Linked DNA regions of Homo sapiens: region 2 is linked to region 1. A link is an interaction called in ENCODE POLR2A ChIA-PET data of the cell type or tissue named here. Cell type or tissue: Panc1. All regions are shown on one strand. Each heading gives the region's core, and the rest is flanking DNA. Links, peaks and the distances in the headings are about the cores only. Region 1 overlaps CCN2-AS1 (CCN2 antisense RNA 1). Region 2 overlaps LOC105378004 (a long non-coding RNA gene).

The links. Peaks named below come from ENCODE experiments on the same cell type or tissue, not always from the same donor. Only the 100,000 strongest peaks of a DNase experiment are listed, where the experiment ranks them.
Region 2: POLR2A ChIA-PET joins it to region 1 with 5 read pairs; 2 of 35 experiments call an interaction of 5 or more read pairs at or near these places.

The regions. Positions count from the first base shown.
Region 1 is chr6:132,013,036-132,028,458 of GRCh38, forward strand. The region is part of intron 2 of CCN2-AS1 (CCN2 antisense RNA 1); the gene reads left to right. Among named protein-coding and RNA genes, the nearest start is that of CCN2, 69 kb to the left of the region's middle. In Panc1, for the core only: no CTCF peak of the experiment used is centred there; no DNase peak of the experiment used is centred there; H3K27ac peaks cover 2,132 bases.
Region 2 is chr6:131,064,583-131,080,005 of GRCh38, forward strand. LOC105378004 (a long non-coding RNA gene) reads left to right here. Exons shown (of 3, transcript XR_942993.3): 2 at 4,312-4,428; 3 at 10,041-10,596. Among named protein-coding and RNA genes, the nearest start is that of EPB41L2, 9.0 kb to the left of the region's middle. In Panc1, for the core only: no CTCF peak of the experiment used is centred there; no DNase peak of the experiment used is centred there.

The sequences.
Region 1 (15,423 bases), core at 6,461-8,960:
TTTAGCTTGTAGCTTTGCAGGTTTATTTCTGTGTGTATATTCATCTTTAGTTTTTAAAACAAAATGAGCTCTAAAATGATCATTTTAGCCCTGTGTTTTAAATTTTATTAATAAATTATCAACCTATTTTAATATATGTGTAGTTTATTCATTTTACTGTATGAATGAGATAATAATTAATTTATTTCATTATTGGGGATTATTAAGATTTCCAGTTTTTATTATTGGAAGTAATACTGCTATTTACATTTCTGTACACATCATCACCTGTCTCATAGGTTTATTGGAATTAAAAAATACACTAGTACATGTAAAATTCTGAAAAAATATATGACAACAAGTGCTTCAAAATGTTATAAATGTATTATTCTCTTTATTTTCTTTGTTGCTAGTGAATATGTCCATATGACAAACTTCTAGAAATGAAATTACTGGGTTGTTAAATATCAAATTGCCCTCCAAAGAGGTCCTCTCAAGTTATACTCCCATCATCAAGGAGTAAAGAATATTTGTTTTCCAACACCATTTAAATTAAACTTTTCAATAGAAGCATCACAGACATATAGAAAAAGTACATGCACATTATAGGTACTGGCTCAACAAAGTGAAACCAGTTGTGTAACCAACACTCAGATCAAGGCAGAGTACATATCATATCCATCACTCTGGGGGCCTCCTTTGGGTTCCTACCTTGTCCTAATTTGCTTCTTCCTCTCCAAAGTTAAGTGCTATCCTACTTATGGCACCATCGTTTAGTCTTGTATTCATTTATAGTCTGGCTTCTTTCACTCAACATTTTGCATGTATTGGATGATTATAACCATCCCTGTTGTTGCAGGTATCAATAGTTCATTCATCTTCCTGTATCCTACTGCAGGAATATATTGTAAATTATTCATTGTGAATGGGCATTTTGTATGTTTGTTTTATATGTTTATTACAAATAACACTATTATGATTCTTCCACACGTCTTTCGGTATATACATGTACACATTTCTGTTGGACATTTAACTCACAGTAGAATTGCTGGTTCATAGAATAGGTGTCCATTCAACTGTGAAAGATACTGCCAGTTTTCTAAAGGAATTGTGCCAGTTTATCACTATGTCAGCAATGGGGGGTAGTACCAGTTGTATATTCTTGCCAATTCTTGGTATTATTTATTTTAAAAAATTTGGTCATTCTGATGGTTGCGTAGAGGTATATCATTGTAGTTTGCAATGTATTTTCCTGATTATTAGGGAAGTTTAGCACCTTTTCATATGATTATCAATAATTTGGATGTTCTTTTTTGTGAAACACCTTTTCAAGTCTTTTGCCTATTTTAAAAATTGGGTTGTCTTTTCTTTATTTATTTATAGGAGTTCTTTCTTTTTCTGGGTATGTGCTCCTTGATATATGTGATGTCTCATACTTACAGTTAGAAATATTTTTTCTCTTAATCGTGTCTTTCAATAAATAAGTTCATCTGTTTTTTTCAAACTTTTCCTTTATAATTATTACCTTTTGTGACTTGCTTAAGAAATGTTGAACTACCTAAGGTTGTGTTTTTTACTAGAAGCTTTATTGTTTCACTTTTTCTTGTTAGATTGACAATCCATCTTAATTTTATGTGGTCTACTCAAATTTCCTTCATGCAGATATCCAATTGACTCTGCACCCTTTATTGAAACATGCTATAGTGGCACCTTTGCTGTAAACCAGGTGATCACGTAGTATAAAACTCAGGGGCTATTTGACATCTGTACTTTCTATTAAATGGGAAAATGCAGTGTCTAGTAAAAGTAAATAAAACAAGTTTACAGAGAAATGCAACGGAAAGAAACCTGGTTGTGTGGGCCATCTTGATTCCAGTTATTTAGTAATCCCGGAAGAACTGTTTCATCTTCCCAAACCAAAACTTCATTCCCATTGAACAATAATTTCATGTTTCTCTCCTCCTGTCGTCCCTGGCAGCCACCATTCTACTTTTCGTCTCTATTAATTTGACTACTAGGTACCTCATATCACTGGATTCATACAATATTTGTCCTTTTGTGACTGACTTGTTTTGGTTAGCACAATGTCTTCAAAATTTATCCACGTTGTAGCGTGTGTCAGAAGTTCTCTCCTTTCTGAGGTTGAATAACATTTCATTGTACATATATATCACTTTTTGTTTATCCATTCATCTGTCAGGGGACAATTGGGTTGCTTTCAGCTTTTGGTTATTATGAATAATGTCGCGATGAACATGGGTGCATATGGATTGTTTTTTATGTTTTTTATTTGTTTCTTTGATGTACCTTTTTGTCTTGCTTAGGCAAATTAGACTTAGTAACCAGAGGTTCTCAACTAATATGCATGTACCTGTTTACAGACTTCTTATTGTATTCCTTTGCTCTACCAGCCTTTTTCTATACTAATACCATACTGTGTTAATGATTTTTCCCTCATTACTGTATTACAAAAAGGCATTGGCTACGTTTCAGCTTTTTTTCCTTAGATGATCAATTGTCAGGTTCTAAAAAGAAATGGAATTTGGTATTGCATTGGACTTTTAGTTAATTTGCAGACAATCAACATTAAACCTTTCTTAACAGTATATACATAGGATATATCCTTTTATAAAAGAGCCAAATAATACTAAGATTGGCCCCTTTTTTCAAAAGTTCTAGTTCTTTTATCAGATCTGAGATATATATACATATACACATATGTGCATACACGTATATGTATGCGTGCATACATGTATACATGTATAAGTATACACATACATATGTATATACACATATACACACGTATAAACATGTTTATACACACATATACATATCTATGTATACATATATGTATACATATATACACACATATATGTGTGTATATATACACACATATATATGTGTGTGTATATATACACACATACACATATACATAGATATGTATATATATGTGTATATATATACTCATACACATCTTTCTTTACACTTTACTACTGATCTGATTTATTCTTATTTTTAACTTCCTTTTGTAAAAACTTGAATGGTGAATGGCATGTATTTTCCTTTAATGTCCCTATTTTGAGATCTATCCATGTTCATAGAAGTAGACCCTCTTCATTCTTTTTATTTGTTACAAGGGATTTCATTGCATAGATATATTTTATTTATCTAATGATTTCCCTTTTGATGGATCCTTAGAGAATTACCATTTTTCAGCATTACAACATCATCATGAAACTCTTGATACATACTTGTTTTGGTTCACATTTCTCTAAAACCTACCGAAAGCAAATTGCTTGGTTTAAAGATATACACATTTAAAATTTAAAGCTATTGTCAAATTATCCTCCAGAAAATCAGTATCAATTTATATTCCTAAGAGGCAATCACAGACATTTTCCTATCTCCCTACAAACTCATAAAGTTTATCATTAAAATTTATTCCCATTTGGAGCAAAAAAAAAAATCTCCTGATTGTTTTATTTGTATTTTAATAGTTTCGGGATGGTTGAACAGCTTTACTTATTCATTTGGCCATTTGTATTTCCATGTCTGTGAAAAGCCAGTTTATAAGCTTTGCTCATTTTTCTATTTTTGTCATTGTTTTAGTTTTTTCTTACTGATTTGATCCAGATGATCTGTTCACAATGCAGTTTAAATATTAATATTTTGTCTGTAATACATACAATTAAAATATTTTTCTGCATGCTGTCAATTTTCTTTTAACTTGGTATGTGCCCTTGTTTGTATGGCTATATTTTGAAGTTTTAGAGTTGATACAGTCAAATTGACCACTCTTTTCTTTTTTAATATTTATCTTATTTTTATTGCTTTTTAATATATCTTAGGCAGGAAGGCTTCCCTACATTATAGTTATAAATATATTTACTTCATTCTCTTTTAGTAATTTTATATTCTTTAATTTTACATAAAGTTCTTTGACATTTAAAATTTTTTTGTGTGCACATGTTAAGGCTACTATATAACTATTTTTCAACATTTGTCTTACAGCGTGTGTGAATTATTTGATCATATTTTTCACTCATTTTTTCTTTTGGCAAATGAAGGCTATATTTTCCCCCAAATGTTGTTGGAATAGCTAGTTCCATCCTTTTTCTCATTGAACTTAAATATCCTCTTTATCATATATCAAACTATCTTTTAGTCCTGGCTACATTTGTATATATCCTGTTCTGAATCTATTTGACTACTTCTGTGTTAATATCATACTATTTTCATTACCATGGATTTAAAAAAATTGTTTTTAAATCTCTACTTTTCTTACATATTTCATTTTTACATGAAGTTGAGAATCTGTCAAGTATCATCTATAATCTTATTGGGGATGCATTCAATTTATACACTAATTTTGAGGTAATTTACATCATTATGATAGTGAGGAGTTTTACCATGATATACACATGCAGAACATGATTATCTCCATTTATTCATGTCTTTTTGTGTATAAGTCATTAATGTCTTATAGTTCTTGTTTTTTCATATTAGTTTTACCCCATTCATGCTACACTTATTTATAGACCATTTAAATTGTTTTTAATGACATGAATGGGAATTTTCCAGTTAGTGGCTCAAATAACTAATTATTGCTGATATAAAAAGACAAATGGTGATAGTTACACATATTTATTTTAAACATTAATAACTTTCTAAAATAAATTTTTTGATTCTTATGAATTTCCTTGATGTATAATCATGTGTACATATGAATGTACAACTTATCTTTTCTTTCCAGTATGTATGTATATGTGTTCTTCTTTTATTACTTTTTGTTTTATCCACAATCTCCTGAATAATGTTGAATAGCAGTTTTGATAATATACGTCCCTGTCTTTTTCCTGTTAATGAGATTGACTTTAATATTTCATTTTTAATGTGGTGTTTTTCTGTTGATGGCCAATTAAGAATTCTTATTATACTACACAAAGGTACAAATTATGTATGTTTTAGTACAAACATGACATGTGGATATATCAAAGTCTGGAATAAAGAACTGAACACAATGTGTTGGAAAGACATCAGATCTTGGAATAACCAGGTTGGAATCCTGGCTCTATCACCTAACTAGCAGTTTGACATTGAGAATGATACATAACCTCTTTGAATCTCTTTCTGCGTCTGAAATAGGAAGATAATAACACATGCAAGAGATGATATGTGTCATGGGCTCTAAAATGTCTGCTGCGGTATAGACTCAATAAATCTAGATTGCCCTCTGAGATCCCAGAGGACTTAAGCAACAGAAAGTCAAGTAAAAATAGCAAGAAACCGTTGTACTCTTCCTATCTTCTTGCTCTTAGTTGAGAGCACAGGATCTGTTAGCAAAATGTAGTTCATATGGTGCATTTAATTTTGCTAAAATGACACTTAGGGAATTTTTAAAGCTGGATCCACAATATAACTAAATCAATGATATAGCAAATGGGTGATTCCATTAAGCTTGAAATTTTCTCAACTTACAGATAAATCAAAAAGAAAAAAAATCTTTCTTCCATAGTTTTATAAAGTTAATTAGCTCCATATATCCATGAATAGGGAAACAATCTCATTACACTAAGTATTTTTATTTTAAGGGCCAAATAGCTTCATCTAGATTTGAGAAGTCATTCAGAAGTGTTCAAAACCAATATAAAGATCACTTTATTTCGAAGTATGGCTTCTTAGTGATGTAAGAGTCAAGTTTCTACTAAATTAATAAAAAGATTTAAAATAGAAACAGATGAACTCATTATGAAGTGCTTTATACATCTTTGGATTTTCATAACTTAGAAAAGCAGAAGTCAATCACCACCAATTGGACACATTTCTTCTACTTAGCTCCAGTCAGAGCTTATGACTAAAATGATTTTGAATTGTTCTGCATAGTTTTTCATGGATTTGGAGAGATCTCACTCTATCATTAAGAATTTGGCTGGCATATATCTATATGCCTACCCTGTCAATTGTTATTAGGTATAACAGTCTATGATATTGTGAGTCTGTGGCTTTTAAAGAGATGTTCATTTCATATATGTCTTAGTTTTAACGTATAAAGCAGGAAACAGGTGAAATATGCCTTAATCGGATAGATTGTGAGTCCTTTTGTAGCAGGGAGCATGCTTTCTGTGACTTGTACCTCCATAAAATTAAGGGAAGAGTTCAGAGTGCAGTATGTGCTTCCATAAATATTTTAGTGGTGATTAGAGAATATAATATTCAAGTGATTTAGGGGTTTTGTATGGCAAACTTTATAATGTATAATTTCAAAGACCGTTTTTCCAATTAGGGGCTGTGTTTATTGACGATAGGGATGTAAATTACTTATATCTGTAAGAGCAACGTAGTGCATTTAGTGGGCACTCAATAAATGCTAGTTGAGTAAATGAATGAAAAACAATTTGAAAGTTATTTTTAAAAGTTTATTAAGTGAACTTCAACTAAATACAAAATAGGGTAAAAGTATAAAGAAATATAAGCTTAAAAATAAATATTCTAAGAAGCTATATTAGTCAACAAACTCTCTTGGGGAAGGGAATGTACTTCCTTCTTGTTAGAAAATGGTTTGTATGAAAATGAATAGCACCTGTAATGGTTAATTGTCTTGCTTTAAAATCTCAGAGGGCAGAGGGAGTGCTCCCAGGTAAGTCCAGTCAATTTATATCCTATAAGCTTCATGGCCTGCTCCCTCAGTGGTGGGGACATTCTCTTTTGTTCTCTAAATGTACAATGAGACACATTGATCTAGAAGCACTGAGATTTAGTGCCAGTGTCAGCATTGAAAACTGAGGCCAGCAATAAATATCAATATATGGAAAGCCAAGCATGCTTAAAACAGTGTGGTAGGCCCGGAGGAAAGGGCAAACACTGAGAATATGAGAAGAAAAGGAGCAAAGTCCCCAAAGGAGAAAGAAGTGTCTTTATTTTCTACATTTCCTGTGAAAGGCTAATTTTGCTGCTTTCAAGCAATTCAAAATGATTATAGGTGAGTTACTGCTGCAAAGATGCTTCTCTGTGTGTGTGTGTGTGTGTGTGTGTGTGTACACACTAGCAAGATCTCTTGCTTTTCAAGAGGAAAGGTATTTTTATATTCATTTAATCATTTAGTCTGAGACTTCTGATTCTCTTAATTTGTCATCCAAAGGGGGTGTGTCCAATTTTTCTCCGTGTGTCCTCAGACACAGAAGGCTGAGGGAGAGTGATGCAGGCAAGGGCTGCTGACTGGTTTCCCCCACCCGCCTTCCTCTGAGCCTGGCCTGGTGTGTGGCTGCTGTTTATACCTGCTGAAGTGCTTTCTGTGTTTGAGTTGGCGCTGCCAGCTTACACGTTAAAGCCCCAAGATGTTCATGAGGTCTGTCCCAGAGCTTTGAAACCTATGAGCTGGCGGCTGGGGCGAGAAATGTCTCTCTCAGTTTTTGGGTGAACTCCATGTTTTTTCCAGGAGGTTAGATCACTGTCCACAATCCAGGCTTGCTAGACAGAATGTAACAGTTGCTGTTTGAGACATCCTGAACTTTTAAAGGCAAAAGGCAGAGGAGGGAGGGAGAGGAAAAAGCCCAGGGTCAATTTAACAGCTGGAAAGGAACATTTTTATATCTGGTCAACAAAGATTTTTACTGAACTGGAAAGCTTTATCATCAAGCAAGGAAAAAATACCACTTCTTATTATGACAAGGGGGTATATTGTTACAAACTTCCCAGGTCCATTCCAAGTCATGTTTGAGACCAGACCAGATTCATCAGTGGTTGTGGCAGAAATATTAGGTGTGATATAATTTTTGTAAAAATTTACCTGGCCATCTCCCTGCTCCTTTCGTCAGTCTGTAAAGATTTTTAGAAGACTCATCTTTTTCACAAATGGCAAAATTCTGAAAACTGACACCTACTTGTTCCCTGCCCACAGTTCTTGGCTCTTTCATGTTGCCCTTTTTGTCATATTAGGAATATTAGTATCTGTTTTTGTTGTTGTTGTTGTAGTTGTTGTTTTTGAGACAGAGTCTCACTTTGTCGCCAGGCTGTAGTGCAGTGACGCAATCTCGGCTCACTGCAACCTCCGCCTCCCAGGTTCAAGTGATTCTCCTGCCTCAGCCTCCCAAGTAGCTGAGACTACAGGTGTGCACCACCACACCCAGCTGATTTTTGTATTTTTAGTAGAGATGGAATTTCACCATATTGGCCAGCATGGTCTTGATCTCTTGACCTTGTGATCTGCCTGCCTCTGCCTTCCAAAGTGCTGGGTTTACAGGCATGAGCCACTGTGCCTGGCTTATTATCTGTTTTGTTGTTGTTGTTGTTGTTTGCCTAAGATTTCTCTCCTTCATCTCTTTCAATGAAAAGTCTTAGTTCATGGGGAGAATTCTGTTGTTGTTATATAGCTGAGTATGGCAGGAATTCTATATTTTGCTTCTGTCCCTATGTGTGTATGAATGAACTAGAGACATGTAAAAGACCTCATACCTGAAAAAAATTGACAGAGATGTCAACTACTTATATCTGTAAGAGTAGAAAAATTACTAAAAAAATTTTAGTAAATTATTTAAAAGTTTTATGCCAAAGGGCAGTAATACGTCCAAGCAAAACAGTAGACACATTGAAGAATAAAATTTAAAGCTGGATATGATCGAATTCCAAGTTCATGGCAACTTTGTTTACAGGAAAACATAATAGAGCCCTTGTCACATTCTCCCCTCTGCCACCCCCAAACAAGTACAAAGTCTATGTTCTTATAAATATGTTAAGAATTTCATCTGTAATGTTTGTTTATGAAGACCATAAAAATGCCTTTGAATGAAGTAAGTCCCAGTCTTATTTTGCCAAGCCAAGGGAAAGAATCCTTTCTTTTGGTCTTCCACCTAGAGAATTGCTAGTGAGGCGTGAATGGTCTCTTCTTGACTCTTTAAGGTAGCATATTTATACTTGGGCAAAACTCAGTGGTCTTCCATATCATAGTGACAGCCTCTTTCTACCTCCCTCTCCATACCTCTTTCTAATTCACATTGCTTGCCTGACAAAGCTGAAGAATGTCTAAATTGAACATTTAATTTGACCTTGTCTGGAAGCAATGCCATTAGAGACAGACCTATGTTATATCAACTCTGATGTGATTATAGCTGTCCCAACATATGAGATGGCTTTGTTTGTCATTCAGGAGGCCTACTGATGCAATGTGTATTCTCTGGACCTCTTCATGAAAAAAAAAATGTTTATACCTGTGAGCATGTCCAGATGGCAGTGAAAGACTCCCATTCATGAGAGCAGCACTCAGCAATTCATGGTTGCCAAAGTATGCAGCGAAGGCATGCCCTCTGCCATTCCATGGCCTTGTAAGGAAACAGTTTCTAAGGTGACAGACTAGCACCCTTGAGGCCAGAGACCCTAGTGTTTTAGATTGGGGGGATGTGGGGAGGGCAGGGGGACAACATGAAATAATACCGAGAAAAGCAGTTTTTGTCATTATTCTGGCAATTTAGAAAGGGGAAAGAGTGAGAGTGGGGAAAGGAGAAGGGGTTCAGAGTTTTCCGCTTTAGGTCTCAAAGAAATTTAATTCAGATCTGCTCTGCGCATTGTGAGCATAATGCCCTTTTCATGGGTTAATTTCAAGGACATAGGAGATTAAATTAGGTCCAAGGCATGACCAAAGGGACAGGCTCTGGGCTTCCAGGCTGTGATTGTCAGGTGGTAAATAGGCAGGCACTCCAATTCTCTTGGAATCTGTGGCATTCTTGGGATTGCTTTTTCTGTGTGATATTCCCTTAACGCTATCACTGGAATGGTAAAATGTCACTTGAACAAGAGTTCTCAAGGAGGTATTGCTGACCCTAACAATATTGATGGGAAGGATTTTTTCATTGGACCACCTCCAAATGTAGGAAAATCTCAGGTGACAGCTTCTAGCATCCAGCTGTATTGTAGATTATAAACTCAGTAGGCAATGCTGAAAGATACTATGTCTTTCACAGAATTTGGCACATCGTTACTGCTTCATACCCAATACGTTAAGGGTAGGGAGAAAGCTTTTTGTGTGGATGCAGAAAATAGCTTTAAAAATTAAAGAGGTCCTCAAGTTAAAAAGGGAGAATTGTTTCTGATAACCAAGTTTGCATTTGCTTAATCTTGGTGTTATTGGAGAAAAAGAAGGGTTTCTACACATCACACTAGGATTCTGGATGATGAAAGCATAATAGCTTGCTTTTGCTAGCTTTCATCATGTTAATGTTGTTTGGGTATTATTGAAATGGCAAGGGGCCTGGCATACATGTTATTTTCCAAACCTAAATAGACTTTCATGAAGCTATCTGGTTGTATTGGCATAACATGAAACCGATTCTTAACACCCAATGGTAAGCGAAGTAGGGTAGACTAACAAAGAGTCAGTTTGGGTTAGAAGAACTTCCCCTTGTTCAAGTTTATTCTCTTTAGTTCAGCACTTTTTTGGATATTTAACAGACAAGGATACAAGTGAATAGACTGGCTCTTTGATGCTCCCTGATATGGCACAGCAGAGGGCCAGTGGTGGGGGGTAGTCAATCCGGCCACCACAGAAACTCATTAAGTCACAGGGGCCATGAAACTGCATGGAGTTAATGCAGTCTCCTACCATTTGTAACTAACAGGCTGGGACAAAGGCCCCTTAGCACACACAGAAACTACGCCATGTAAGGGATTATTCGCTGTATCCCAATTAACATACTACAGTGGTCTCCTCGCTGCCATCTAGCTGCAGTAGGCCTGGCCCTGTCCTGCTATAACAACATTATAGTAACCACAAGAGGCCCTGGAAACTATCAGTCATTTCTTGTGTTGAAATGCTATTAATTCCCTGGAAACTTATATTAGGTAGAGGGAGGGGTGAGCCGAATGGAAGCCTTCATGAGGCCTCAAACAAAAAGGGCCATAGAGATACCTCCTAAGAGCCTGATCATGAATACCTGTATCAAAATTGAGGAAGAGGACTCAAGGGAACCTCATAAGATTCACTTAATAGTCTACTTTTAAGCTGGTGAATTTTAAGGCACCCAGAAAAAAGAATTAACTGTTCCTTTCTTAATATTTCCAGAAGAAAATACTACATGTAATCTCCGAAGTGCCAATTCCATGTTTCAGCCCCTAAGGATGTCTTGTGTCAAATTTACATCCTAGCTTTTTCAATCAGACTACTTCCTTTTACTATTTATTAGTTGTACATAAAGAGAACAGTCTATCATTCCACTCAACACAAATTTGAACAACATCCTAAAATTTCCTCTCAAAGGAATTAACAAGAGTCCCTAACTTCTACACAGATTGTAGTTCATAAGGATGTTTGGAAATTTGCAACCTAGTTAGAAATAATATGTTACTGTTGGTGGGAATGTAAATTAGTTCAACCATTGTGCAAGACAGTGTGGAGATTCCTCAAAGATCCGGAACCAAAACCACCATTTGACCCAGCAATCCTTTTAATGGATATATAACAAAGGAATATAAATCATTCTATTACAAAGATACATGCAAGCGTATGTTCATTGCAGCACTATTTACAATAGCAAAGACATGGAATCAACCTAAATGCCCATCAATGATAGACCGGTTAAAGAAAATGAGGTACATATACACCATGGAATACTATGCAGCCATAAAAAAGAAAGAGATCATGTCCTTTGCAGGAACATGGACGGAGCTGGAAGCCACTATTATCAGCAAACTAACACAGCAACAGAAAACCAAACACTGAACTAAACTGAACAAAGCGGGAACTGAACAATGAGAACACATGGATACAGGGAGTGGAAAAACACACACTGGGGCCTGTCATGGGGTGGGGTGAAAGGAGGGAGAGCATTGGGAAAAATAGCTAATGCATGTTGGGCTTAATACCTAGGTGATGGGTTGATAGGGGCAGCAAACAACCATGGCACATGTTTACCTATGTAATAAACCTGCACAACCTGCACATCTACCCCAGAACTTAAAATTAAAATTAAAAATAGGAAATAGTGTTATATAATAATAATTGTAATAACATTTGCTGCATGCTTACTGTGCCAAGTATTGTTCTAAGTGCTTAATGTGTATTAATTTACTTGTTCCTCTTTAATAACCATATTAGGTAGGTATCATCATTCTCAGATTATTAAACACTGAGTCATAAGAAGATTAAATAAATTTTCCAAGGTCACACTGATAGCAAATAGGAGAGTCAAGAATTAAGCTGAACCTGGCTTCAGAGCGTATCCAGGTGTTCTGCCAAGTGAAAAATGAAGTTTTAAAATAAGGTCCTCAATCTCATGCAGAAGGGCCTTTCAAGTACATCATTCTCCTGATATGGAATATTCTACTAATAGAATTATAAAACTTACCATGATGTTTAGGACAATTTGTGTGTGTGTGAAAATGTTCTCATAAGATTTCCTCAGTCTTATTCCGAGTTTTTTGTTTATTTTGCTTTTGTTTTTGTTTTTGCTTTAGAACTGTGTGAGACAAAACAGACATACAAAATTTCTTTGATAGTCCCCCTCATCTCTGTTTTGGTTGTTTTTGCTTTTGTTATGTAGGTCCTGAAGGGGAAACAGGGTTGCATCTTGCTGAGGTTGTGGGTGCATGCGGAAATGGGATGGAGAAGTAGACTGATGTGTAGGCGCTGCTTTTCATGAGCAGGGCAGGCGGGGAGAGAAAGGACTGGCCTGGGCACAGCAGGGAAGGCCCAATGGTAACGCTGCAGAAAAGGCAGCATGGGGAGCAGGGAAGGGTCGAGAAATAATTCATTGAGCTCACATTTCTTCCCTCTTTGCATTTCTTCATTTTATGCCACCATTAGACATGTCACATGAACTCAACCCAGAGAGAGAGAGAGATGAGGGTATGACAGAAGCTACAGGTGCAGGGCACTCCCTGTAGGCCTGGAGATAATTGTGGAAGGAACGGGTTGGGATGCAGAGAAAAGCATTGAGGACTATTTTAGTGGGGGAAGGGGACTGACTGTATCCAGCTGAATGGGTGGTTTTACTTCAGCTTTCAGGGAGGTGGCATTTGGAAATAAGAATCCAAACCCCGCTTACCAAGAAACAGCTTTGGTAGAACCCACAAACTTTAATGTTTCCCAAATACTATTTTACATAGAGTGCCCCCCAAAAGAGGTAGAGAACTTAAGATTAATCCAGGGTATTATTAACAAGGACTTGACAACAGGGTCTGTGTAGAAAGGTTAAAGCAAGTATAGCTAGAGAAAGACGGCTGGATGGCTTCAGAGTCCTGTTTACATTCAGGGAAATACCTTACTAAACAGGTAAGACTTATGGCATCATTCTATTCCAGAGAAAAGACAGTTTGCATAACTGTGATGGTGATTGCTTGAGAATTCTCTTCTGCCTGAGGAAAATGAGTGTTTTCTGCTTTCTCAGCCTTGGGGAATTTATGGTGTTCCTTCCTGGCTTCGACATTGAACATTGCCAGGAATAAAAAATCACAATTACTTTTGCACCAACCTAATATTTCATAGTTTCTGAGTATGTCTAGGGGCCAGGCTAGCTTTGAACTCCAAAAGGGGATGAAGCCAGAGTGTGCTGAGGAGAGAAATCAATAGCCTTTCTCCATTGGGACTCTGAGGGACATTTTCTGTAACTCTGCAAATCAACATTAGAATTATAACAGAAAAAAGAAAAGAAACTTGTGGTGAAAAACATGGGAGACATATATTCTGCATTGACCACCTCAACTTTCTTCGATGACTGGAAAGAACATTGCCAAAGAGGGTATTGATTAATAAAAAGAAAAATGAAAGATTTAAACTCTGTGCCAACAGTTATAGGATAAAACAAGAATCTCAATTACATAGACTTTCCTAGGATCTCAGATAGGAGGCTTCATTCATTTTATAGTTAGGTTCAAAATGTAATGGCTTAGCAGATTATTGTGTTTACATTGGCTGTAAGATCTATCATTGATTTAAGTAAATTTTTGAGTGTGACAGTGAACACATTGATTTTAAGACAAATTCTGATTCCAAGACATTAAAATATAACTTAGTATTAAGGATGTGTGATTTTATGTAAAAGCCCATGTAATATTCTTCACCATTTCAGCTCAGTACTTTTCACCACTGAAGTTTTGGTTGGGTCTGTCAAGAAAATAATTTAAAAATGTTACTTAATTTTTATATTTCTCACATAATATTTTAAATAAAATTAGGATGCCAATGTAAAAGAATCATGGAAAAGTCTCAATCTTTGTCTTCTAGGAAATATTTTCACCCACTGAATTCCAACAAAAATTATGAGTTTGTAATTTATGTAATTTGATTTGGTCATGAGGGAATATTTTTATGGGATGCATGTTATGGAATAGAAAAAGAGCTGAGCTGGAAAGTAAATAGCCTGGATTTTAGCATGCGCTCTGCTATGCCTGTGATATTGGGAAAGTCAGATTGAAGTGCCCTGGGTATTTTCAAAGCTACAGGAGCCTCAAAATTTACCATGAGCCATACTACATTTATTCTACTGGTTTTCACATAATAAGTAAAAACTGAACAGAGAGTGCCTTTTCAGATTACTTACAGTTATTATGGGATTATTCAATATAAAAAGAATTATCCAACATAAACTCATTTACTTTATCCAAACAAAAGCTCCCTTTTAGGTAGTGGTTAAAGGCAAGGACATGTAGATAGTAACATGCAAAAGTCCATTAGTTGCCTTGCTGTGTAGATGTGGGTGTTCTTGGTCTCTCTCCTGCCTACACCATCATGGGGGCTGAATCCTGTGAAAAGGCTTCCTTCAAAGTGAGGTGCAGAACCTTGTGCCAGGAACTTGATCTTCCAGCTGCAGGAGGATGGCGGCACATTATGTTCCTTGCAGCGGGGAGCAGCATAGTCACTAACGATGAAGCTCAGAGTTTTCATACCCTGTAGCAAGCTTGTCCAAACTACTTTATTTTGTTGTTATTGCTGTTCTGTTTTGTTTTATTTTAGACTTTAGCAGCCTGAAGCCATGGATTTTAGTTTCTGTCTTTAGTGATAAGCGGAAGAGAGAGATGAGGAAGGGGCTTTACTGGCCCAACCAGAGACAGAAACTAAGAACCCATGGCTGTATTCTCTCTCTTGGACATCCCTGCTAGGAAAACTCCTTTTTTGTGATTGCTTCCCTTAGGGGTTTTCGGTTCACATCCTTGCTGTGATTGACTACAGGCAAATTATCATACTATGTTGATTCCAGAGATGATTCATGTGAATTCTGCTTCAACCACTCTCATTCATATAGTGAAAAACTTAACAGATAAAACAAGTTAGTTGGTCCTAATATGTTGATGCTAAGAGGTCATTGGACTTAGGCAGCCCTTTTATATTCATGCTGTGTTTAGAACTGGGACTTAAGTCATGATTCATACATTCAAAAGGAAAATGAAGGTCTGTACTGGGGTTGCTCTATGATCTAAATAAATAAATTAGTATCTCTGATTTTTCTCTCTGGTCCAAAT
Region 2 (15,423 bases), core at 5,131-7,630, 950 kb before region 1:
ACTAATGAAACAAACTTCGGGATCTCTCATTTTCACAAGCCTTGAAACTAACTTTATAATTTTGTATTTCATTTTGTGTTTTTTAAAGAGTCCCTAAAGTCATATAAGCTTTTGGGCCCATAAAACATTGAACCACCCTGATGGAGCCCCCTTTAAAATGCTAGTGCAAAATAACATAAATATAGGCATAGTTAATAAAATATAATGCCCTTCTCATAAGAAAGGATATGCTTACTATACTCTGCGTTGAAGTACATGAATCACTCCTATATGCCACCTCTTAAGAAGAAATTTTTCCCTCCAAAAGAAAATATTGATAAGCTAAATTATAACCATAAATGGGTGACCTTGAAAATGTGGGAACCAGCAAGATTTAGCCTAAAGAGATGATTAAAGGTGATAAAAAGGTTGTCAAATGTATAAAGGCTATTGTGTGAAAGAAGAATTGAACTCTGTTTTTGGACACAGCCTTACATAGCCCTGGCATTTTAATGGAATGGAACAGATTCAGTGAGGACCTAGCAGGAACTGAGGGCAGAAAAATCAAGTCCCAGAAGCTATAAGGAAGTGAAGAAAACTGATGGAAGTGGCATCATAGAGATTTAGCAAACAACAGGTGGTAGTCCAGACAACCAGGGAAGTCTAACAAGAAGAGAAGAGGGGTTTGAACAGAAAGAAGGACAAAGTCCTGGAATAGGTGACATCCAAAGACTCAGGCAGGCGGAAGCACTGTCAGGACTACCAGGCTGCAGTTCAAGGGCAGAATGTTAATCCCCAGGAAAACACTCTAGGTAGAACAAGATTGGGTCTTCCTGCTAGACACACTGTAGTAACAGGCAAAGGACTGACACAGAGAACAAGAGAAGAATATAGGTACTAGTCCTGAGAGCTACCACATCCAAATTTACCATAATAGCCTCAATCCTGGGCACTATGTGCAAGCAAAGTTAGTCTGGAAGTATGGACTAGAAATGTACCCAGGACCTCCTTAGTGCCCTTACTTACCAACTCACCCCCATAGGCGTGGCCTCTGGAAGAGCTTGATCTCACTATATCCATGAGTCATCATTTTATCTTTGTGCCTTCTGTGTGCCAAGCCCAAACCAGGTTGGAGTGGCTCTGGGTTGAGGACCTGCCCTTCCTTTACGTGGTCCACAGGCAGCAAGACCTGAAAATGCCCTCTCCTACTATTTCTAAGGCATTCTCAAGCTTCATCGTGAATTCATGCAATCCCAGTTCCACTGCCACAGCAACAAACATATCACACAAATGACTGCAGGAGTCACTCTGTCACCTGGCCAACTTTGGCTCAGTTTCAACTGGACTACAAGACCCTGCTTTAGTGACTTAAAACAACCATTTTATTGCTTGTGGTTCTTTGGGGCAGGAATTCAAGCAATGCTCAGCTGGGAGGCTCAACTGTGGATAAAGGATCTAAGATGGCTTCACTCACATGTCTGGCAGTTGGTGCTGCCTGTCAACTGGGGCACCTAATTTCTCCTCCACATGGACTCTCATCCTCCAGACTCTTTCTCTCTCTCCCTCTCTCTCTGTTTCTCTCTCTCTCCCTCTGTCTCCCTTTGTTTTCTGCACGCGCTCCCTCCCTCCATCCTCTATGTGGCCTATCTAGTAGGATAACCCAGACTTCTTTACATGACACCCAGCTTCCAAGAGAACAAAAACAAATGCTGCAAGGCCTGCAAGGGCTTTGCCCAGAAGTCACACAGCATCACTTATGCTCCATTCTGTTGGTCAAAGCAAATCAGAGGGCCAGCCGCAATTCAAGGAGAGGGGTCATAGACTTTGCTTCTTGGTAGGAGGCGTGGAATGTCTGTACAGTGAGGGGGAAAATTGTTGACAGACATCTTGTAAGCAATTCACTACAGGCACCATGTTTTTCTAGTCTGGTATTCAAGTTGGCCCTCAAGCAACTCTTTATACAGATTTTTTATCAAAAGCATCACAGGACCTCCTTTCCATCTAAGACACACCAAGTGATGTCATCTTTGGAAAAGCCACTCCCAACTATGGCTAATAACAGGTATATGCATCTCAAGCCTGCCAAACTGAGGTATTCTCTCAATTGTAGTTGGAGTTTTGCCACACACACACACACACACACACACACACACACACCCTACTTAATTAGGCTCAATGACAGAGAAACAGGGATGGACTGGCTGATTCCCTTAAGCTGGAACAGAGTCTTCAGAGTTGCTCCTCATGACATCTCATAATCAATTGCTCCCTAGAGCTGAAAACAGAAATGGTACAGATCCAATAAAAGTCCCAGAAAAGCTACATTTGGAAAGCACATATGTATATTATTTTAGCGCGTGGTGGCACACACCTGTAATTCCAGCTACTCGGGAGGCTGAGGCAGGAGAATGGCTTCAACCCAGGAGGCAGAGGTTGCAGTGAGACAAGATGGCGCCACTGCACCCCAGCCTGGGCGTCAGAGCCAGACTCCCGCTCAAAAAAAAACAAAAAACAAAAAACAAAAAAACAAAGAGACATCAAAAGAGAAGGCTCCAGGCTCATTCATAGACATAGTCAAAGCAAAGAGGAGACTCTGAAAAGAGCCTAAAGGGCTCTTTAGATTCCTATTTTGCAGGGAATACGCAGAAGTCCTGCTATGGAAAATGATTGAGACAGAACACCAAACTTTAATAAAAGTGGACTGGCATGTGACCACCCCACTCCACTACATGCCTGCAGTCAGCAGACTGCCCACTTAATTAGATGTGGGGATGAGGAAGGTAAAATGACCTTTAAGCAGTGTCATTGGACTTTGCTGGACAGACAGAATTACCCCCACAATACCATAGACAACTTCTGATGTGGTGTGACAAGGCGAGCCAAATTCCTTGGGCCCACGCTGGGGAGCCTTGCCTGAGGAGCATAATTTGTAAGTGGTCTCAGCAAATGGTGGTAAAATCCATCAACAGCGACAATCAGAGCAGCAGAAGAGGCTGTTGAATTACAGTACCAGGGGGAAAATTAGAAGAGTAATCCCCTGGATTATATCCTTGAAATATTTACATAGCCCAGACTTGATTGGCTAGTTTGTAAAATAGCCCCCGGAAATAGTGGCGACAGTGGGATTGGAGCTGGAATGTTGCCGTTTCTAAGCAAACAAATTCCTCCCTTTGGAAAATGGACCATCTTAGAGAGTGGTCCTTCGTTTATTCAAAACAGATGTGTGGCGGAAGGTTGGTATTAGCAAAGTACCATTCTTCAGTTTAGTTTTGTGTGGTTTCCCAAGGCACACAAATGTGTTCTACTTATTAGAAAACACTTAGAAGGATAGGGGTTTTAAGGTTATATGTATGCTCTTACTGCTTATAATCCCACTCTCTCCAGAGGAAAACCTTCCAGGAGGGTGCAATAGCTGAGAAGAAGAACACACCCAGAAAATGAAAAAGGACGACTCAACCATAGGTTTTGCAAAGGCAGGGACTTCGCTTTCTGTACCATTGTATTTTAGTTCCAAGCACTGCAACTCATAAAGGGCTTCTTCAGTAAACATTTGTTGAAAGAGTGAACCTAATTGAAAATGAGTGAGGTACCTTCAATTTCCTACAATTTGATAGATCCGGTATTCGGAGGAAAATTCCCAGGGCATAACACCTAAAAATGATGAATGTAATTTTTTAAAGCATTTAAAAAATACATGGCTGAGCCTGGTAGAAAAGGTAAAGTAATTGTGAGAGGCTAGAATCTGTGAGGAAGAGCAAATCCCAAAAGATAAGCAGATGCTAAAGCAGGCACAGGCTCTGCACACATTGATAAGGCTGTGCCTTGTGCAAGAGCACCCAGTCAAGGTGAACAGTGAAGCGATGTTTAATCCACACTTAGCTTCTCAAGGCTTGACTCAGCCCGGAAGAAGAAATGTGTTTTTGATATTCATCCGGCAGGGCACAGTGGCTCATGCCTGTAAACCCAACACTTTGGGAGGCCGAGGCAGGCGGATCACTTGAGATCAGGAGTTCGAGATCAGCCTGGCCAACATAGTGAAACCCTGTCTCTACTAAAAATACAAAAATTAGCTGGGTGCGGTGGCATCAGCCTATAGTCTCAGCTCCTCGGGAGGCTGAGGCAGGAGACAGAAGTCAATAGGAATACATAAGATTTTTAAAATATAATTAACAATATTGAAATAATGAACATACGTAGAAAATTTCACTCAGCAACTCAGAATATGCATTCTTCTCAAGCATACAAGGACTCTTTATGAAAATTACATAGTAGGCTATAAAATGAGTTTCAACTAACTACCTTCCTTCTTTTCTTTTTTTAAATTTGAAACAGAGTCTCACTCTATCACCCAGGCTAGAGTGCAGTTGTGTGATCACCCAACAGTCCCCACAGTTCTTCTGGGCTCAGGTGATTCTCCCACTTCAGCCTCCCAAGTAGCTGGGACTACAGGTATGTGCCACCATACAAAGCTAATTTTTTCTTTTTTAAATATTTTATAGAGACTGGGTCTTGCTCGGTTGCCCAGGCTGGTCTTAAACTCCTGGCCTCAAGTAATCCTATACCACCTGGCTTCCCAAAGTGCTAGATTACAAGCATAAGCAACCGTGCTCAGCCAGTTTACAACTTTCAAATTTCAGGTTTAAACCGAAGCCTCAAATTTCATACAACTGATATAGTCTAGCATACCGCACACTGACTTCATTGCAATTAGGTAATGAATGAATAATAACTAAATAACTTTTAAAACTCCATTTATTTTCAGGAGGAGGGAACTTCCTAATATTTCATGGGCAGAGAAGAAAAAACATAATAAAAATTATTAAAATGCTCAGAACAACGTAATGACATGATTAGAATGATTGTGGAATTCAGCTAAAACAGTGCTTCAAAAAAAATCATAGCCTTTGATGTATGTAGTAAAAAGAAGGAAGGCTGAAAATTAATAAGATAATCATCCAACTTACAAAATTAGTTTGAAAAGAATATTCTCTAAGAAAGTAATAAATATAAGAAGAAATTAGTGATCTAGAAAACATTGGGAAGAGAGGATCATCACAGTCAAAATTTGGTTCTATGAAAACACTTATAAAATTAATAATCTCTGGCAAGACCAATCTAGAAAAAAAGTAGAAAAACTAGAAAAGTGAGATGGCACAAATGAGCAATAGTAGGAATACCAAAAGGGAAAAAGAAGAAGCAGCGATTTAAAAGATAACCCAAAAATACTATTAACTTTAAGACAAATGTGAAAGCTTAGGGAAAGGGAAAAATTCTTAGAAAAATTATAAATTGCTAAATTCAACTAAAGAAGAAATAGAAAAGCTAAACTTTTCTGTGAACATTATTGAAATTGAATCAGAAGTTTAAAACTTCCCAAAAAGAAAGCACCAGAGTTAGGTAGTTTATAGATGAGATCTACCAAACAGAGTCAAGAAACAAGAAATAACAAATTGTCCTTGCTCTGCTGCTATAGCACTGCATGTTCGGCCTACAGACCACTTGGCTTTTTAGGTGATAGCTTGCTAGATCATGAGAAGCTGTATCTGAAACTGAAGGAGAGGCTGCACATCTAGACCTAGAGATCATGTATTGTGAGCTAGATTACGTGACATTGTGGGACTTAGGGTTGTTTTCCTTGTGGAAAAGGTGAGTATGTTCTTTGTGTGGAAAGAAGGGGAAGCAGATGTTTCCCTACCAGAAGAAGAGATCACTGGAGACAAGGCTATGTAATCACCAAATCATATTTTCTTTTCCACTGGAGCACAAAACTGTCTATATCTCCCAGCATCCTTTGCATTTAAGTGTGGTCATGTGAGTGGGTTCTCGCCAATGGGATGTGTGTTAGAGATGATGTACGCTGTCTGTAGGCCTAGTCCCTATTAAAAAAATCTCTTGTATGATCTATCACTCTCTGTCTCTTCCTTTGTTTGTTAAATGCAGAGGACCCAGAGGAGGACTCTGAAGCCCTAGGGGATATAAGAGCCTCTAAAATGTAAGAAGCCTGGATCCCTTAATGACTATATGGAGCAGAGTCCTCCCCCATGCCCACCCATAACCAATACTGAAGTGTGAGTAAGAAATGAGGGAGAAATAAACCCTTATATTGTCGAGCCACTAAGATTTGAGGGGTTTTGTTTTGTTGTTGTTGTTGTTGTTGTTTTTAACAGCAGTTAGCCTACCCCAAAAATATAGCAGTGCTAAACCAACTCACCTAGAAAACAGGAAAAGAGGAAACACACTCCAAGTCATTTTATAATTCCAAAACACAGGAACACTACAATGAGGAAAATCTTCAGATCAATCTCAACAACAGGGAAATATACACAACAGGGAAAATAGCTAAAATCTGAATTAAAGGTATTAGCATAATAAAGAAAGAAATGATAAATTGTGATGAAGAGTATCATGGAAATTTGACAGAGTTGGTGGCTTTTGAGAGGAACTTCATGAGCAAGGGTGTTGAGACTTCAAAGAGGAGCTTGAGTTTGTTCCTGATTGCCTATATGCAATAAGGAATCACTACAGATTTCCAGAAGAATTGTCTTTTATTAAATGTTTTATTCATTTATTACTGTAAATATAGCTTTCCTATAAAGTCTTACTTAAGCAAAACTTCAAAGTATAATAACTCAATTCATTAAAGTCTAAATTCAGTAAATTGAGCAAATATTTTTATCGCAATGTGCCATAAGCTAAGTAGACTTGCAAGCCGGTCCCTCCCTCCACCCCTCAAAAAAAATGAGTGCTTGGCTTGTAACTTCTTAACCCATTGCTCAATTATGTCTAAATAAAAAGAGGTTTGGTGAAATTTTTACATTAAAAAAATTCGGTTTTTCTCTAAGAGCTTCATACATCCCTTGTGAAAGAATAATACTCATCCTGATATGTTGCTTATGTCAAGTATTTAATATTCCAAAATATCTGCCCCCCCCCCACCCAAAAAAAAAGAGTGAACTAAGTAGAATCCTCCAAAAGTGGGTGGAGGTGAGCCTTTGGGATAAGTAGGGTCTGACTCTTCATGTGAGCTCAGTGGTGTCAATCACAGCTTTCTTGCCAAGTTAATAACACTCGACATTCTACCACCTGGAGTAGGAACACAGTGGGAGAATTTCAGATGCATGAGGTTTTTCCAAGAAGAAAAGTTTAAGATGTGAGAATAGGCTGGTTATGAGATCTATCAAGCAAATTCACCACCAGTCTGAACTGATCTGATCTGCCTGGTCAAACACTTTGCCTTGCTTCCTCACCAGTATTTCTTCAGATCTCCAAAAGCTCTGACCTCAACAAACAGCTTTCCCAGTTGGTTTCATTTCTAGTTCTAATATTTAAAAATAAGTTTTTGTCTGTTTTGGAAAAGGCTAACAGGCAAGAGTAGGCTCCCAAAGATAGAAGTCGTATCTAACATCTTATACCGCAAAGAAAATTAACCCACTTATACCAAAGGTTGCAAATTTATTTTTTGAAAAATCAAACCTTGGCAATGACCTTGAGCAGTAGGACATAAATAACCCCCACAAGCTTAGCATCCCAATAATGGAACACTAGACATAAATGGATTAATTAATTAATCCAGAAGTTAGCTGAGGTTAGGGTTGGGGAAGACAAAACCTGCAGTGAAGAACTCAAACTTCCCCATGAGGAGGCGTTTATACCATGCATGCAAACATGACAGAGTGAAAGCAACATATTAATCTGTGTCTTTTTTTCAACAGCTGTATTGTAAAGTTACAATGCATTTAACTTGTCCCTTATTGAATTATATGTAGTTAAAACTTTTTGCTCCTATAAATAATGCTTATAATAAAATTAATATTCTTGTCTAAATGTCTGTAAGTAAAATGTACAAGTATATATGTAGGATAAATTTCCAGAAGTATAACTATTGGGTGGAAGAATATTTGAAGAAATTCTTCATATGTGTTGCCATATTTGATGACAAATTTTATGGCAAATTACCTCATAGGTCACTGGCTGGACTGTGGATTGGCTGGAAGGCTGTGGTTCAGATGTTTGGGGATACAATATGGCTGTGCATGTACTGGGGGTGAGAGGTGAGGGTGGCAAATTTACCAAGAATATTCCTGTTCAAGGAATATCCTGGGGCCCATTCCCTCTGTAGAAACTGTAAATACTACAGGTACTGTGTTTGAATAGCTCAATATTATTAGACCCACGGGAAGATCTGGGTCTTGAATACCCTAGAACATACAAAGAGAGAACAAGGAAACAGGTTCTTTGAATGATTACATTTACTCCAGGCATAATTACTGTGCCAATGCAAAGCTACTTCAAGATGGAGATCTCTTAGGTAGGGTCAGAAAAAGAGTAGACATCTGTGTGTTTAGTCAATTTTGACTTTATTATATTTGGAAATTTGAATTTTCTAAACTTGCTTGTTTTTATGCTTTTGAATTTTTTAAATTGAGTTTTGATTTTAGTTTAGATTTATTTTTATTGCTATCTATTTTAAACATCTGCCAGAACTACAGTGAAGGAAAAAAAATAAGGGAAGATTTTGATAAAACCTAAGTAACAGGCCAAGGAAATGGAAAGCCAGTTGCTTCCAGATATAACAGAGACAACATTAGTAGAACATCAGGAGATCCAGAAAACCACAGGAGGCTGACTACTTGGCACAGTTGGGAGACAAACCTTGTAGGCCAAAGAAAGAAAATTGAAGATGATAGAGATTTCTCTTTTGCTTTCACACACAAGTTTCTTTAACCTTTAGCAAAAGATGCAATTCATTTTGTAGCTGAGGATCTTTAATTGGATGGCATTTAGAAGAAAACATAGCTAGTTATTTAATCTCATAAATTCAATTCAGTATCTGTAATTTCTCTAAATATTTCGTAGTTTTCCACATAGACATCTTTCTTAGCTTTAATTGTACTTGTTGCTAGGTATTTGATTTTTTTCATGTTATTATAAATAGTATCATTTTGTACATTTTGTTTTTTAAGTAATTTATATATTAAATGGAAATGCAATTGATATTAGTATGTGTGCTTTGTATCCTGTGATCTTAATAAATCTACTGTTAATTCTAACAGTTATTCTGTAGACTCTTGATATGGTTTTGGCTTTGTGTCCCCACCCAAATCTCATCTTAAATTATAATCCTCAAAATCCCCACATGTCAAGTGCGGGACCTGGTTAGAAGTGACTGGATCATGGGGTGGTTTCCCCCTGCTGTTCTTGTGATAGTGAGTCAGTTCTCACAAGATCTGATGGTTTTATAGGTGTTTGACATTTCCTCCTACACACGCTCATGCTGTCTCTCTCCTGCCACCATGTAAAACATGCTTGCTTCCCCTTCTGCCATGATTGTAAGTTCCCTCAGGCCTCCCCAGCCAAGTGGAACTGTGAGTCAATTAAAACTCTTTCCTTTATAAATTACCCAGTGTCAGATATCTCTTTATAGCAGTGTGAGAACAGACTAATACAACTCTTTTGAATTTTCAGTGTACACTATGATGGTTTTAAAAATCTGCCCACAGGCCTAGCATAGTGGCTCACAACTATAATCACAGCACTTTGGGAAGCTGAGATGAGAGGGTCGCCTGAGCCCAGGAATTGAGACCAGCCTGGGCAACATAGCTGGACCCCATTTCTTTCTTTTTATTTTTTTTTATTTTTTTTATTTTAAGTTCTGGGATACATGTGCTGAACGTGCAGGTTTGTTACATAGGTATACATGTGCCATGGTGGTTTGCTGCACCTACCAACCTGCCATCTAGGTTTTAAGCCCCGCATGCATTACATATTTGTCCTAATGCTCTTTCTCCCCTTGCCCCCCTACCCCTCAACAGGCCGCAGTGTGTGGTGCTCCCCTCCCTGTGTCATACCCCTTTTCTACAAAAAAAATAAAAATAAAAATAATCTGCCCACAAATTTTTTTAACGTACCTTTGTCTGGCAGAGACTAATTTCCTTCCACTGAGTGTGAGACATACTTGGTAACTTGCTTTTAACTAAAGGGATATGGCAGAAAATTACAGAGTATGATTTCCAAGGCAAGATTGTAAAAGATGTTGTGGTTTCTATCTTGCTCTCTCTTAGACCATTGGTTCTGGGAAGCCAGCTGCCATATGGTGAAGACCCTCAAACAGCCCAGGGCAGAGGCCAATGTGCCAACAACCAAGTGAGTGAGCAATCTTAGAAGTGGATCCTGCAGCCCCAGGAAAGCTTTGGATAACTGCAACCCTAATTGATGTCATGAAAGACCTTAAACCAAAATCGATCAGCAAAGCCACTCCCGAATTCCTGACCCACAGAACCTGTGAGATAATAAATATTCGTTAGGCCAGGCCCTGTGGCTCACGCCTATAATCCCAACACTTTGGGAGGCCTAGGTGGGTGGATCACCTGAGCTCAGGAGTTCGAGACCAGCCTGACCTACATGGAGAAACCCCGTCTCTACTAAAAATATAAAAAACAATTAGCCGGGCAATTAGCCTGTAATCCCAGTTACTTGGGAGGCTGAGGCAGGAGAATCGCTTGAACCTCAGAGGCGGAGGTTGTGGTGAGCCGAGATCACACCATTGCACTCCAGCCTGGGCAACAAGAGTAAAACTCCATCTCAAAAAAATAAAAAAATAAATACTTGTTGCTTCAAGCTGTTAAGTTTTTGGGTAATTTGTTATACAGCAATAGATAATTAAAATGTGTACTACCCACATTTTATTTTCAAATAATAGTTTTATTTCATTCTTCTCATTTTCTTCTTTATTCCTTATTCTTCACTTACTATACTAGCTGGGACAATGTTGAATAGAACTAATGACAATGTGGCTCTATATCTCATTCCTAGTTTCAAGGAGAATATTTCATTCATTATTAAGTACAATGCCTATGTTTAGCTTTAGCTTTTTGGGTAAATACCTTTTATCAAACTAAGAATGTTTATTTCTAGTCCTAAATTATGAAGAGTTCTCTTCTTTTTCTTTTTTTTTTAAAATAATGAGCAGCTGTTAAATTTAATCAAATGAGTTTTTTTCCTCTGAATCTATTAAGATGATCATATATGATTTCTTTCCTTTATGAAGTGAATTACATTAATTGATTTTCAAATGTTAAGTCAACTTTGTGCTCCTATAATAAATTCAGTTTAGGCCAGGCACGGTGGATCACGCCTATAATTCCAGAACTTTGGGAGGTGGGAGGATCACTTGAGCTCAGGAGTTGGAGGCCAGACTAGGCAACATGATGAAACCCTGTCTCTACCAAAAAATACAAAAAATTAGTCAGATGTGGTAGCACATGACTGTAGTCCCAGCTACTCAAGAGGCTGAGGTGGGAGAATTGCCTAAGCCCGGGAGGCAGAGGTTGCAATGAGCTGAGATGGCGCCACTGCACTACAGCCTGGGTGACAGAGCAAGACTCCATCTCAAAAAATAAATAAATAAAAAATAAATTCAATTTGATCATAATGTATTACCTTTGTACACACTGCTATATTCAATTTGTTAATACTGTATTTAGAATTTTTGCATTTTCATTCATGAGAGATATTGAACTGTAATATTTCCTCTTTAGTAATGTCCTTAATTAAATTTTGGTACCAAGGTGATGTTAGCCTTATTAAGTTGCAAAGTTTACACTCATTTTCTATTTTCTGAAAGGGTTCTTATAAGATTGGTGTTATTTTTTCTTAAGTGTATAATAATTTACCAATAAAGACATATAGTCTCAGAAAATTTTGTGGAAAGGTTTTTAATTACAGGGCTTTTTAAATCAAAAAAGGTTTTGGTAAGTTGCGTTTTTAAAGGAATCAAAATTTCTTCTGAATTTTCAAATGTATTGGCATAAATTGTTCATGTTTTTATTAGCCTTTTAATGTCAAAAGGATCTGTAGTGCTGTCTCTTTATTTCTGACCTAGGTCATTGTGCTGTCTCTTTTTGTTGTTGTTTGTTTTGTTTTTTTGAGACAGTCTTACTCTACTGCCCAGGATGGAATGCAGTGGTACAATCTTGGCTCATTGCAACCTCTGCCTCCTGGGCTCAAGCGATCCTCTCACCTCAGCCTCCCAAGTAGCTGGGGCCACAGTGTGTGCCACCACACCCAACTAATTTTTTGTATTTTTTGTGGAGATGAGGTCTCCCTATGTGACCCAGGCTGGATGCTTTCTCTTTTTTTCTTGATCATTCTTGCTGGGGGTTAATCAATTTTATTAGTCATTTTAAAGAAGACCTTTTGGCTTTAATTTTTTTCCCAGTGCCTTTTTTTTAAGAGACAGGGTGTTACTCTGTTGCCCAGGTTTGGGTGCAATAGTGCAGTTATAGTTCACTGAAACCTCAAACTCCTGGGTTCAATTGATCCTGCCACCTGAGCCTTCTGAGTAGCTAGGACTACAGGTGCTTACCACCACGCCTGGCTACATTATTATTGTTTTATAGTGACAGAGTCTTGCTATGTTGCCCAGAGTGGTGTCAAACTCCTGGCTTCAAGCAATCCTCTCACCTCGGCCTCCCAAAGCTCTGGGATTATAGGCATGAGCCACCACGCTCAGTCCCCCGAGTGTTTTTTGTTTGTTTCTTTGTTTGTTTGAGATGGAGTTTTGCTCTTGTTGCCCAGGCTGGAGTGCAATGGCGCAATCTCGGCTCACCACAACCTCTGCCTCCTGGGTTCAAGTGATTCTCCTGCATCAGCCTCCCAAGTAGCTGGGATTGCAGGTATGCGCCACCATGCCTGGCTAATTATTTTTAGTAGAGATGGGGTTTCTCCATGTTAGTCAGGCTGGTCTCAAACTCCTGACCTCAGGTGATCCACCCGCCTAGGCCTCCCAAAATGCTGGGATTACAGGCGAGAGCCACCGCTCCCGGCTGGTGTTTTTTTTTGTTTTAATCTAATTGGTATCTGCCCTTATTCTTCTTATTTCTTTCATTTGTTGTTCTTCTAAAATCTTAAAAAAGCTACTTAGATTATTGATTTTTCAGTATTTCTTTTTTCCTTATATATGCATTTATGGCTATAAAATTCTTAACCTTTCATGCATTTTGATATTATATTTTTGCTTTCGTTCAGTTAAAAATATTCTTTTGGTTCAAAATCTGGGTGTATTTGGCACTATTTGATACCAAGACTTATTGTAAAGCTGTAAGATATGCGATATTGCCAGAAGGATAGACAAATAGGCCACTGGAACAGAACAGAGTGTTGGAAACCAGACCCACACATGTATAGTCACTCAATTTATGAGAAAGGTGCTGCTGTAGGGAAACGGAGAAAGAATGTTCTTATCAAATAAATGGTATTGGGTCTATTGGATATCCATAAGAAAAAATAAATGAATCCTGATCCATTCCTCCCTGTCCATATAAAAACCAGTTGTGGCTAGATTGTATAATAGACCTAATGTAAATGGAAGTATTTAAAGCTCCTATCTACAAAAGGTAATATGAAAGAATGTCTTCATAATCTTGGGATAGGCAGCAATTTCTTAGAATTAACATATGTGTGCATGTACACACACACACACCCCATAAAGAAACAGACTGATCTGTTGCATTCATTAATAATTAAGAACAATTGTTCAGGAGAAGATATCTTTAAGACAGTGAAAAGGCAAGTTGCAGGGTGGAAGTAGATATTTGGAATTCACATATCTGACAAAATATCCTTGTGTAGAATATATAAAGAACATCTACAAATCAATAAAAATAAGCCAAAACACCCAGTGGAAAATGGGCCAAAGACATGGCAACTTCATAAAAACAGGATACTCAAAGGATTAACAAACATATAAAAAGTTTCTCAACATCTAACTCAGGAATGGAAAACCAAACATCGTATGTTTTCACTCATAAGTGGGAGCTAAGTTATGAGGATGCAAAGGCATAGGAATGATACAATGGACTTCGGGGACTTGGGGGAAAGGGTGGGAGTAGGGTAAAGGATAAAATACCACAAGTTAGGTACAGGGCATACTGCTCAGGTGATGGGTGCACCGAATCTTACAAATCACCACTAAAGAACTTACTCGTGTAACCAATCACTACCTGTTCCGCCAAATCCTATGGAAATAAAATAAAATAAAAAAGAAAAGTTAACATCATTAGTCACCAGAGGAATGCAAATTAAAATCATGTTGTATTACCACTATGTAGCCACCAAAATGGCTAAAAATAAAAAGAATGAATACTAAATGTTAAGGATGATGAGAGTCCAAACTGGTAAAACTAATCTGGAAAACTGTCTGGCTGAATATACTAAAGCCAGGCATATGCATATCTTATGGCCCAAAAATTCTACTCCAAGGAATATGTTCTAAAGAAACGTGTACATAAACACACCGAAAGACACATATGCAAATGTGCATAACAGCATTTTTGAAATAACTCAAATAACGGAATATGCCCAAATAATAGAATTATGGTATGCTCATATAATCAGTTATAATACAGCAATGAAAATGAGTAAATTGTTGCTACAATCAAACATGGATGTACCTCAAAAATGTAATGATGAGTGAAAAAAGCCCAATAGAAGAATATACACAATACGAGTCTATATATATAAAGCACAAAAGCAGGCAATAATAATCTATGGTGATATCAATCAAGGATAATGGTTAACCAAACATGGTATGTTTTCACATGTGCATATGTACAAAAACATATTCCTTCACATGCTTGTGAAGGAATGACTGAAAGGGGGTTTTGGGGTGATGTCAGTGATGTATTTTCTGATACGGGTGGTGGTTACACAAGTGTGTTAAGTTTGTAAAAATTCATTGAGTGGTAGGTTTATAATTTGTGCACTTTTCTGTATGAATGTTATACTTCAAAAATTAGCTGGGCGTGGTGGCGGGCACCTGTAATCCCAGCTACTTGGGAGGCTGAAGCAGGAGAATCGCTTGAACCTGGAAGGTGGAGGTTGCAGTTAGCCAAGATCGTGCCATTGCACTCCAGGCTGGGCGACAGAGTGAGACTCTGTCTCAAAAAAAAAAAAAAAAAAAAAAAAAGTGTTGAATGAAACAAATGCTGGCTGGGCGCAGTGGCTCATGCCTATAATCCCACACTTTGGGAGGCTGAGGTGGGCAGATTACCTGAGGTCGGGAATTCAAGACCAGCCTGACAAACATGGAGAAAGCCCGTCTCTACTAAAAATACAAAATTAGCCTGGCATGGTGGTGCATGCCTGTAATCCCAGCTACTCGGGAGGCTGAGGCAGGAGAATCGCTTGAACCCAGGAGGCAGAGGTTGCGGTGAGCCGAGATCGCGCCATTGCACTCCAGCCTGGGCAAGAACAGTGAAACTCCATCTCAAAAAAAAAAAAAAAAAAAGCTAAGGAAAAAATATGCGTCTATACCAACTCTAAGTAGCAGCATTTCTCTGCTTTTATCGTAGGCCTTCCTGGCAGAAAGAATTAAACTCCTCACTCTGTGTGTGTATTTCAAATTGTATTAAAATATTAAATCCATTTAAAAACAATGCAGATCCT